Regions from separate parts of the Homo sapiens genome. Here region 1 is linked to region 2. The links are chromatin loops, found by intact Hi-C in ENCODE. Cell type or tissue: heart left ventricle. All regions are shown on one strand. Links, peaks and the distances in the headings refer to the core of each region. The heading gives the core; the rest is flanking DNA. Region 1 overlaps PRICKLE2 (prickle planar cell polarity protein 2). Region 2 has its middle 47 kb from the start of PRICKLE2-DT.

Region 1 (5,384 bases), core at 276-5,275, 220 kb after region 2:
TGCTGTGCTTTCCTCCCTCTATCACTTTTAACAAAGCTCCAGTTATTCAGCATTTTTGTCTTCCTTCTTAATAGTGATCTTCTGTGACACACGTTTTAATGCCACATCTTAGATTACCCATGAAAGATTTTTCTTCCCGCCTTGAGTAGCCTGCATCTCAATATACTTCTGAATCAATTCACCAGACCTTGGGTTCATATTCACTCAAGCCAAAGTAAGATATAATTTTGGGTAGTTTCTCTTTAAAACAAAATCATATGAATACTAAGAATTTTAAGATCATTTTATGTCTGTTATTTTTCACACATCTTTGCTCCCTTCACTTAACACATTAACAACGGATTCTGAAACTCCCATTTTCAAAGGTTACTTCCTAAACATGTGGTAGAAAAGTTAAGATTGTTTTTTTTTCTTTTCAATCCATTTTCTGCCTAGTTTCCGAAAGGATCTGGAAGAGCTGTCAGTAGAATAACTAAAACAAGGGGAAAGCATGCTATAGGCAACAAAGAGAAAGGACATAATTATAATAGATAACCAAAACTAAAGGGCACTAGTAGAGTAAGGCAATGTTGTTGGCTAACCACCTAACAGTATCTCCAGTTTTGGATGAAGACTGTGATAGCAAGAGGATGAGCGTTGTTTTAGTCTGGATGTTGGGACTGTCAGGATGCGGAAGGATGCCTGCCAGAACTGCTTTTTTGGGTCTGAGCCTCATTGATGCTGAGTGCTTGTCTCTCACAATTGTTGGCTAACACCTTTTGTTGCTTCTCATGCCACTCCTAGAGCAATCAGAAGACTCTGTCGTGAGCCAGGAAGAGGTACTGTATAAACGGAATTCTATAATCTGTAAAATATAACAAAGTGAATGGCCTGAGACTAATAATTCAGAAGCTATAACTTGCCCAATTATCAGTGGTGATTTATTTCCTAGGTCTTCTCAATGAAAATGCTACACACGAATGAGTTGCCAGATCATTTCATTTGTTATAGATTCTGATTGCTGGGGCCAGCATCTTCCCTGTGATCCTTGATTGTCTTATTAAAAACAGAAGGAAAGTTGCTTATGAAAGGACTTAAATGTAAGTGTAGACACACTGTCTGACTCATTTTCTCCCCATTGATTTTCACCATAATTTCAGAGAATTTACCACAGAAAAACATTTGTTCCCAACACGTAATAAAAATCACTCTCAGCTGGGCGGTGGCTCACACCTGTAATCCTGGTACCTTGGGAGGCCAAGATGGGTGGATCACGTGAGGTCAGGAGTTTGAGACCAGCCTGGCCAACATGGTGAAACCCCGTCTCTACTAAAAACACAAAAATTAGCCGGATGTGGTGGCACATGCCTGTAATCCCAGCTACTCAGGAGGCTGAGGCAGGAGAATTGCTTGGACCCAGGAGGTGGAGGTTGCAGTGAGCAGAGATAGTGCTACTGCACTCCAGCCTAGGTGACAGAGTGAGACTTTATTAAAAAAAAAAATCATTCTCAAATTGTCAAATTTGTAGATACTGAAAGGAAAATGGTGGCTTCCAAGGGCTGAAGGGGAGGAGAATGGGAAGTGAGTGGTTAATGAGTACAGAGTTTCAGTATGGGAAGATAAAAGAAGTTCTGGAGAAGGATCGTGGTAGCAGTTGCACAACTATGTGAATGTATTTAATGCTGCTGAAAAGTGGTAAAAATGCTAAATTTTATATTCTGTATATTTTACCGCAAAATAAATAAACACATACATACATAGATAACTCTCAGGAATTGGAGCAGTCCCTTCAAGGACCACATGGTCTTTGTTGAGGATGAACCTGGGCACATTAACTTCTCTTGCACAGACCAAAGGGGAAACAAATTCACCAAGCCTGAGTTAGTTCCCATAATCCTCATTATATAACATACGCACATAACATTCAAAGTATGCACATTACTCAATAATGCAGTTGATTTCTACCTTCTTTGGAGTTCAAACTGATCCATGTGGCTTTCATGATTAAGCAGCCACTCTGGCCTGTTTAGTATTTAAGGTTTTAGCAGGAATTGCAAGCTTGAAGAATGAACTGTGACTACACTGCTCATTGATTCATCAAATACATAGGACAGAGTGTAATCCTTTGACTAGTTTTGGGAGACAGTGGGGTGGAATGGATAGAGAATGAGCTTTGAAGTCAGACCTAAATTTAAATCCTGGCTCAGCCCTTTACTCCTTGGTGATCAAATGGTTTATAATTTTGTTGATCCCCATTTTTCATGATTCTGTATTTGCAAATGTGCCCACTTGCCAAAATTTATTTGTAACCCCAAAATCAATACTTGCGGCAGCACTTTCATGGTCATTTGCAGACTTTACTTGTACCCTGAAAATCAATATTTGCAGCACTCTCGTGGTCATTAACAGGCATACACTGAGGGATAAAAAATTTGAATTGCCTAATGCATACATGGCCAGCTGAGGTAGAACAGCTAATTCTATGCTTTCTTATTCCAGCTCACAGACTGAATAAACAAGTGGTCTATTTAGGGCCACTTTTTTGCATCCTATGCTTTTTGTTGGTGATTTCACTGTTTAAAATAGCCCCAAGCATAGTGAAGTGCCATCTAGTGTTTCTAAAAGCAAGAAGGCTGTGATGTGCTTTATGGAGAAAATACGTATGTTAGGCCAGGCACGGTGGCTCACACTTGTAATCCCAGAACTTTGGGAGGCTGAGGCAGGCGGATCACCTGAGGTAGTGAGTTCGAGTCCAGCCTGACCAACATGGAGAAACCCCATCTCTACTAAAAATACGAAATTAGCCAGGCATGGTGGTACATGCCTATAATCCCAGCTACTCTGGAGGCTGAGGCAGGAGAATCACTTGAACCCAGGAGGTGGAGGTTGTGGTGAGCCGAGATCGTGCCATTGCATTCCAGCCTGGATGACAAGAGCGAAACTCAGTCTGAAAGAAAGAGACAGAGAGAGAGAGAAAAGAAAAAGAAGAAAGAAAGAAGGAAAGAAAAGAAAGAAAGAAAGAAAGAAAGAAAGAAAGAAAGAAAGAAAGAAAGAAAGAAAGAAAGAAAGAAAGAAAGAAAATATGTATGTTAGATAATCTTCAGTCAGGCATGAGTTATAGTGCTGTTGGGCATGAGTTATAGTGCTGTTGGCCATAAGTTAAATGTTAATGAATCAACAATACATATTAAGTAAGTTGCCCTTAAAAAGAAACACACATGAAACAAGGTTATGGATTAATGGGTTAACGAAAATGTTGGGACCAGAGGCTCACAGGAACCTAACCCCATATTTCTCCTAGGAGGAATGTTTAGTATTCAGAAATTCAGTGTTTGCTGTGATTTTATAGCACATAACTGCCATGAATAAAGAGAATCACTTGTGTTTACCTTTGCAAAATGTAATATCCTGTTTACATAGTACTCTCTTCTTTCCCTGCTGTGGCAGGGATTATGGCTATTTACAAATGGTTGGTTCCTTCTTCTTCCAGGCACAAAGGGGGAATGTACTTTCTCAGTCCGTTTAAAGTTAGGCATGTCCATGAGACTTGCTTTCACCAATGAAACCTGAACAGAAGTCACATGTATCATATCCAGGAAAAAAGCTTTTCACTGCCAGTGTTCAGCTCCAACCATCCTTTTCTCTGCTGCCATCCTCATGGAGGCATATCTCCATATGGAGCCCCCATCACCTGGGTCTCTGCCTACCTATAGGAGGATACAGTGTGAGACAGAAATAAAATCATGGTATAGATAAGGGTTTAAGATACAGAATATATACGGTTCAACAAGAAGACAACTCAGTTAAAAGATGACTGAAGGACTTCAATCAACATCTCTCCAAAGACAATATACGGTCGGCTGATAAGCACATGAAAAGATGTCCAACATCATTAGTCATTAATATAATGCAAATCAAAACCACAATGAGATACTGCTTCAGACCTACTAAGATGGTTATAATTTTAAAAACTGGAAAATAAATGTTGGTAAGGATGTGGAGAAACTGGAATTTCTGTGCATTGCTGGTGACAATGTAAAATGGTGCAGCCACTTTGGAGCACTGTTTGGCAGTTTCTCTAAAAGCTAAACAGAATTACCATATCATCCAGTAATTCCACTCCTAGGTATATATGCAACATAATTGAAAGCAGAGATTCAAACATAATTGTACGCCAACATTCACTGAAGCATTATCCACAGTAGTGAAAAGGTAAAAACAACCCAAATTCCGTCAACAGATAAAAATGGATAAACAAAATGTGGTATATACATGCAGTGAAATAATAGCCACAAGCAAAGTCCTGACACATGCTACAACAGAAATTAGCCTTGGAAACATATTAGGTGAAATAAGCAGACACAAAGGACGAATATTGCATGATTCCACTTATATGAAGTATCTAGACTAGGCAGACTCATAGAGACAGACAGTAAATTAGAGGTTACCAGGGGCTGAGGGGAGGAGAAATGGGGAATTATTATTTATTTGGTGTAGAGTTTCTGTTTAACATGATGAAAAAGTTTTGTGACGAGATAGTGGTGATGATTGCATGATATTGTGAATGTACCCAGTGCCACTGAATTGTACACTTAAAAATGGTTAAAATGAGGCCAGGCATGGTGGCTCACGTCTATAATCCCAGCACTTTGGGAGGCTGAGGCAAGTGGATCGAGGTCAGGAGTTCGAGACCAGCCTGGCCAACATGGTGAGACCCTGTCTCTATTAAAAATACAAAAAACTAGCCGGGTGTGGTGGTGAGTGCCTGTAATCCCAGCTACTCGGGAGGCTGAGGCAGGAGAATCACTTGAACCCGGGAGACGGAGGTTGCAGTGAGCCGAGATCACGCCATTGCATTCCAGCCTGGGCAACAAGAGTGAAACTCTGTCTCAAAAAAAAAAAAAAAAAAAAAAAAAAAGGTTAAAATGGCAAATCTTGTAATGTGTATACCACAATAAAAAATTTTAATTAAAAAACACTGCAGTACAAAACTAGTGATATTTTGGTGGTGTTTGAGATATTGTGTCATACTCTAGCTCATCCAAACCAAACCTTCTTTCCTGTCTGTTTCTCTAAAGTGGCATAATATAGGCCCTTTAGGGTTTTATGGCTATACGCAAACTATAACCCGCAGGCCAAGATATTACCTTCACTGATCTTTTGGCGTTTTGGAACTGGAAAGACTGAATTCTCACAATTGTTTTTATGATTCATTTGAAACTTAGTGGGCAAGGCAAGTTACTCAGGCTGAAAGTAGCCGTGGTAGTCAGAAATACATCCTTTGTAATGTATAAGTGAGTTCCTTCATTTTCATATTTTCTGGTCACTTCTCAATCATGTATTTAATGTGCAGAAATGAAACTGCCTTAAATGAACTGACTTGAAACAAAGGTTACCTGTATTCT
Region 2 (5,384 bases), core at 92-5,091:
TATTTCTCACTTGTGAGTTTGTGGATTGGCCGAGTGGCTGTGCTTCTCACATCTTTCATCCTCTTCCTGGGACCACCCAGGGTGTGCTCACCTTCTGGCAGGGATGGAGGCACAAGAGAGCAAGCTGGGAAACATGAGGCCTCCAAAGGCCTAAATTTGGAACTGGCACGTTGTCATTTCCACCCATTTGCTGTTGGCCAAAGCAAGTCATGAGGCCAAGTCAAAGGTGAGGAAGGAGTGGTAGTTATACTCCATGAATGATAGCCACGATGAGTAAAGGTGTGGATGCAGGGAGGTGTGAAAATTGGGACCAGTATTGCAATCTACTACAGGTTCCAATAACATGTATTTTGGAATTCATCCTTTTATATCAGCGCCTTTCCATTTTTGAGTTCATGGGCCCTTTTGTGAACCTGTTGGAAGTTCTGCACATGCTCAAACAAGTGTAGTCTACACCTAATTTAGCTTTCAGTTTTCAGGGAGTCTCTTAAGTTAAACCACAAGGCCCAAGTTAAGATATCCTGTACGGGAGTGCTGCCCTGCATGGTGCACTGTCTTCTCCAGGAGCAGGAAGGTAAGACAACAGGTGCTGTTTCTGCCCCTTCTCAAAACCTTCTGCTCTGCTGATTCCAAATGCTCAAACATGTTCAAATGCAAACACTCGGATTGGATGGGATCTTTTCTTTTCTCCAACATGAAGATAGCTTTATCAACATTTTTGACTATTGAAGAAAGTTTCTGCAAAGGTAATGGATAAGCAAGTGCTGCTCTGTTATAATATTTTTGTTGGATCACTTTAACAAAATGTGAAGATTAAGTGTTGTGAAGTGCATTCATCTCCATTCATTCAATGTAAAGAATAATGATGCCTGTTTTTGTTTTTGTTCCTGTGTTTTTCTTTCTTTCTTTTTTTTTTTTTTTTTTTGAGACAGAGTCTCACTCTGTCACCCAGGCTGGAGTGCAGTGGTGCAATCTTAGCTCACTGCAACCTCTGCCTCCCCATTCAAACTATTCTCCTGCCTCAGCCTCCCAGGTAGCTGGGATTATAGTCACCAGCCACCATATCCGGCTCATTTTTTTTGTATTTTTAGTAGAGACAGGGTTTTGCCACGTTGGCCAGGCTGGTCTCGAACTCCTGAGCTCAAGTGATCCACCCGGCTCAGCCTCCCAAAGTCCTGGGATTAAGGCATGAGCCACCATGCCTGGCCATTAAATGTGCTTTAAACACTCTCTTCTTCTAAGAAGTCATAGTCATATTAAATAATCATTTTTATAAATGTCTTTAAACCCTATGTAATTTCCCAAAATTATTTTGGATGTTTTTCTGATCTGTGAAGTCTCAAACTCTGAGAACCACTGATGTAGACTAACTCTCCTTCTGGAGCTGGAATCTTGAGATTTCTCTCCGTCCCTAAGGAATCATCCAGAATCTGTTTGATTACCTTGAGAGATGGAAGCTCATAATCATTGGTCAGCTGTGACCACTGGATCATTCTTTCTTATGTCAGTCTGAAATCCTCCCCTGGGTCGCTGCACCATAAGAGACATCAGAACAGCAGAGTTATCTTTAAGAATTTTCCAACCACTTTTAAATATGGGAAGAGGAGCAGACTTATTTTCATATGCCTATGGCTGTTTCCTTAAGCCTACCACTCTGGTATTTTGTAACAAGTTGCTATCTCTCTGAAATTTAGGGATGCTTCATGGGGCTGATTAGCCTTTATTCTACTTGTGAGCCCTTAACTGGCCTCAAGGTTGAGACAGCAGGGATGTGTGTGTCAGTCTGTAGCAACATCTCCTCTATCTCAGCTGCACCCCTAGAATTCTTCATTTGGTTGAGAACCCTTAGGGTTGCCCTTTTCCATTTCAGTGGGGACAGTGCTGGAAGAACAAGTCAGTGTCCTCCACTGGCACAGGTTCTTCCAGACTCTTGGACTCAGATCCCCTGCCTGCCCCAGGTCTCCAAACCAACACCTACTGCACTAATGAAAATTCACAGTAGAGGGCAGTCTCTCATGCATAACAAGGCTTCCTTTGTGGAGATGTGTATTTAATTGAAGAACTGATAGAAAAGTTTCTTTAATTAGGCTGACTTCATAAAGGGGAGACAAATCCCTTGCCATCCTAGAAGCCATCTTTTGTCTGTAGGAAAGGCCATTTTGTTTTTGAACAGGAGATTTCCCTCTTCTTATTTCCCCACTGTTGGGTCTCATTTGTGAAGTTCAAAGATAGAAGGGGGTTAATTTTAGAGTAGCCTTTCTGATTTTTTTTAAACCAAATATGCATGGTGGTAGGAACATTTGAACACACTGCAGCAAGACTTGCTGATTTCTCAATCTTTTTTTTTTTTTTGAGATGGAGTCTCTGTTGCTCTGTTGCCCAGGCCGGGGTGCAGTGGCATGATCTCAGCTCACTGCAACCTCTGCCTCCTAGGTTCAAGTGATTCTCCTGCCTCAGCCTCCCAAGTAGCTGGGACTACAGGCATGCACCACCACGCCCGGCTAATTTTTGTATTTTTAGTAGAGATGGGGTTTCACCATGTTGGCCAGGTTGGTCTTGAACTCCTGACCTCAGGTGAGCCACCCACCTCGGCCTCCCAAAGTGCTGGGATTATAGGCGTAAGCCACTGCGCCCGGCCTTCTCTGACAATCTTAACAGCTTCCCTGACTACAAAGGATAAGCCTGGAGAGGATTATTAATGCCAAACATCTGTTTTGCTTTTTATGGTCAGGCTTGTGCTGAGTCTGTCTGACACAATATTTAATAGTCACAGAAACCCTACAAGGGAGATCAGCTTGTGGTTATCATTTACAGATGGGGAGACTAAGATAGTGATATTGAGAAATTTGCTGTGTGACCATGAGCAAGATACTGGACTTCTCTGGGCCTTACCTTGTTTATCTGTAAAACAAAGACATTGAGATTAAATAGCTTCCACCATCCCCATTTTCTCTAGGCTTGGGACAAAATAAAATCAAAAACACTAAAGCCAGACTTACCATGGCAGTGGGATTGTCTGGGGGTGGAGGTGTTGATGTTATTGACAAGGAAGCAGGCCCATGCTTTTGTCATTGGTTTAAAATTCCTTGAGCCGAGCCTATGGCATGTTGGAAACCCAGCACTGGCTTGGTTTAACATCCATAAATGTTAAGACGCTGAGCCTCATCCAATTTTAGCAGTAACCTGCTTCAGTTCCCTAGGAATGTTAAAATGGGAACTGCGTTAGTGGCTCTGAAAGCCTGGCCACTGAGCGTATGCTTCTGCTCTTCCATGAAATGCAGAGGCGAATTGTGAATGTACTGAATTATACCAAGGAGATTAATTTCATTTTGTTCTTCCCAATAAAACTCACCAAAATGACCTGACTTGTCCCTTATTCTTAAAAAATTTCCAAAAAGGAAACAAAAGAACTTTTGGTGGTCAGTCTTGTTAGATGGAAGTTTTATTCTCCCAGGCATGAACCAACTGTCAGAAGACTTATTCTGAGCAGGTTTCTAATCTTTTTATATTCTCTCATACATCCCCAGCCTGGCCCTGGATGCTGGGTGCTGTTTAGCAGAAGTGGGATAGAGGCAGGAGTGAGAAAGCCATGCTTTCTGAAATACCAGTGAGTATACCTAGGTTGCGTCTGAACTCATCACTGATCCACACAGGTTATATATAACATGGCGGTGGGTGATTATTTAATGATTTGGGGGGGTTTACAAATCATATGACTAGAAGGAATCATTTTAAAGAGAGCAAAAAAATGATATGAGTGAGAGGTTTTTTATTGGTTGCTATATTAAGCCATACCATATGAAATTGCTCTTTGGTAGGGAAGGTCTGAGCTGGGGAAAATAAATTCAGGAATCATCAGCATATTGATGGTATTTAAATCTGTGAATGAGATCATTTAAGGAGAGAATGGAGCTAGCACTGAGGGCCGGCTCAAAGCCTGAGGCTCTGCAATGTTTAGAAGATTTACAGAGGAGGAGGAACGGCTAAGGAATTAGAGCAGGGGAAAATGTGTCCTTGGTTAAATATTCTGCTGGGGAGGTTTAACACACACACACACACACACACACACACACACACACACACGCGCGCGCGCACACCCCTACACACAGTTAGAGGTCCTGGTTCCAGCGTTTCTTTTTATGAGTGAATCCTCCCCTCCCAGATAACCTTGCCTGGCAAAGATGCTATTTTGTGAGAGGAAGCAGCAGGAGCTGTTAAGCTGAGATGATGATTCATTATCTGTTAATGGTTTCCCCCTGTGGTTTTTCTCTGTCCTTCAACCCCCTACCCCTTTTAGTGGAGTTTTCTTTGTGCTAGAAAATTCATCTCTGTAAAATCTCCAGAATTCTTAAGTCTTCTGGACTTTTCTTGACCCATGGAACATGGAAACTTCTACACTAATCCGCAACCAGTGACAGTTAAGCTATGCCTGATTTGTGGCTGTTTGTGATGGTTAATTTTATGTGTCATCTTGGCTGGGCCTTGAGGTGCCCGGATATTTGGTCCTATATTATTCTGGGTGCTCCTGGATGAGATGAACATGTAAATCAGTGGACTTGAGTGAAGCAGATCGCCCTCCACCATGTAGGTAGGCCTCATCCAATCAGTTGAAGGCCTGATTAGAACAAAAAGACTGACCCTCTCCTCGGTAAGAGAGAATTCCGCAGCTGTGACTGCCTTTGGAGTTCAGTTGCAATATTGGCTCTTGCTGGCCTTTGATGGGACCATCAGCTTTCCCTGGGTCTCCTGAATCACTCTGCTGATGTTGGATTTACCAGCTTCCATAATTGTGTGAGCTGATTCCTTATATTTTTCTATATATCTCTACCTCTATTTCTATCTCCATCTCTCCAAGTCTCTATCGCCTATTGGTTCTGTTTCTGTAGAGGGCCCTGATGAATAGAATGTTTTCTACTGCTCTTCTATACCATCTGCCTTTCTATTCCCATGAACTTCAAAGGCCTTGTCCTGATATGATCTATCTCTTGCACTCAGGAGATCCCCATTTGTCCTGGGACAGCATCAACAGGAGTGGAGGTCTTGGGACTGTCACATCTAGTGAAAATATTCACATTTACTACACAGACCTTTATCCTGGGAGTGGTGCCCTTATTAGATGATGCAAGCAGGCTGTGAAGGACTATTTTCACCCCTTTCTATTAACTACTTGAACTCTGCCTCACACAGTAGTAGTGCACTAACAAGCTTAGCCCTTTTCATTTATTTTACATGCTTTGCAGATTCTTAGAGAAGGGGTCTTACTATGTTGCTTAGGCTGGCCTTGAACTCCTGTGCTCAAGCGATCCTCCCTCCCCAGCCTCCCCACTAGCTGGGATTATAGCTGCACACCACTGCACCAAGAGAATAATGAAGGACTAACATTT

Evidence for each region. A loop is a pair of places that touch in the nucleus more often than their neighbours do. Peaks named below come from ENCODE experiments on the same cell type or tissue, not always from the same donor. Only the 100,000 strongest peaks of a DNase experiment are listed, where the experiment ranks them.
Region 1: it touches region 2 in a loop (2.1-fold over the local background); 15 of 110 quality-filtered maps call a loop at or near these places.

What each region holds. Positions count from the first base shown.
Region 1 is chr3:64,176,639-64,182,022 of GRCh38, reverse strand. The region is part of intron 2 of PRICKLE2 (prickle planar cell polarity protein 2); the gene reads left to right. Among named protein-coding and RNA genes, the nearest start is that of PRICKLE2-AS3, 8.2 kb to the left of the region's middle. In heart left ventricle, for the core only: a CTCF peak has its summit at 2,593 (motif pointing left); no DNase peak of the experiment used is centred there.
Region 2 is chr3:64,396,002-64,401,385 of GRCh38, reverse strand. No RefSeq gene overlaps it. Among named protein-coding and RNA genes, the nearest start is that of PRICKLE2-DT, 47 kb to the left of the region's middle. In heart left ventricle, for the core only: a CTCF peak has its summit at 1,996 (motif pointing right); no DNase peak of the experiment used is centred there.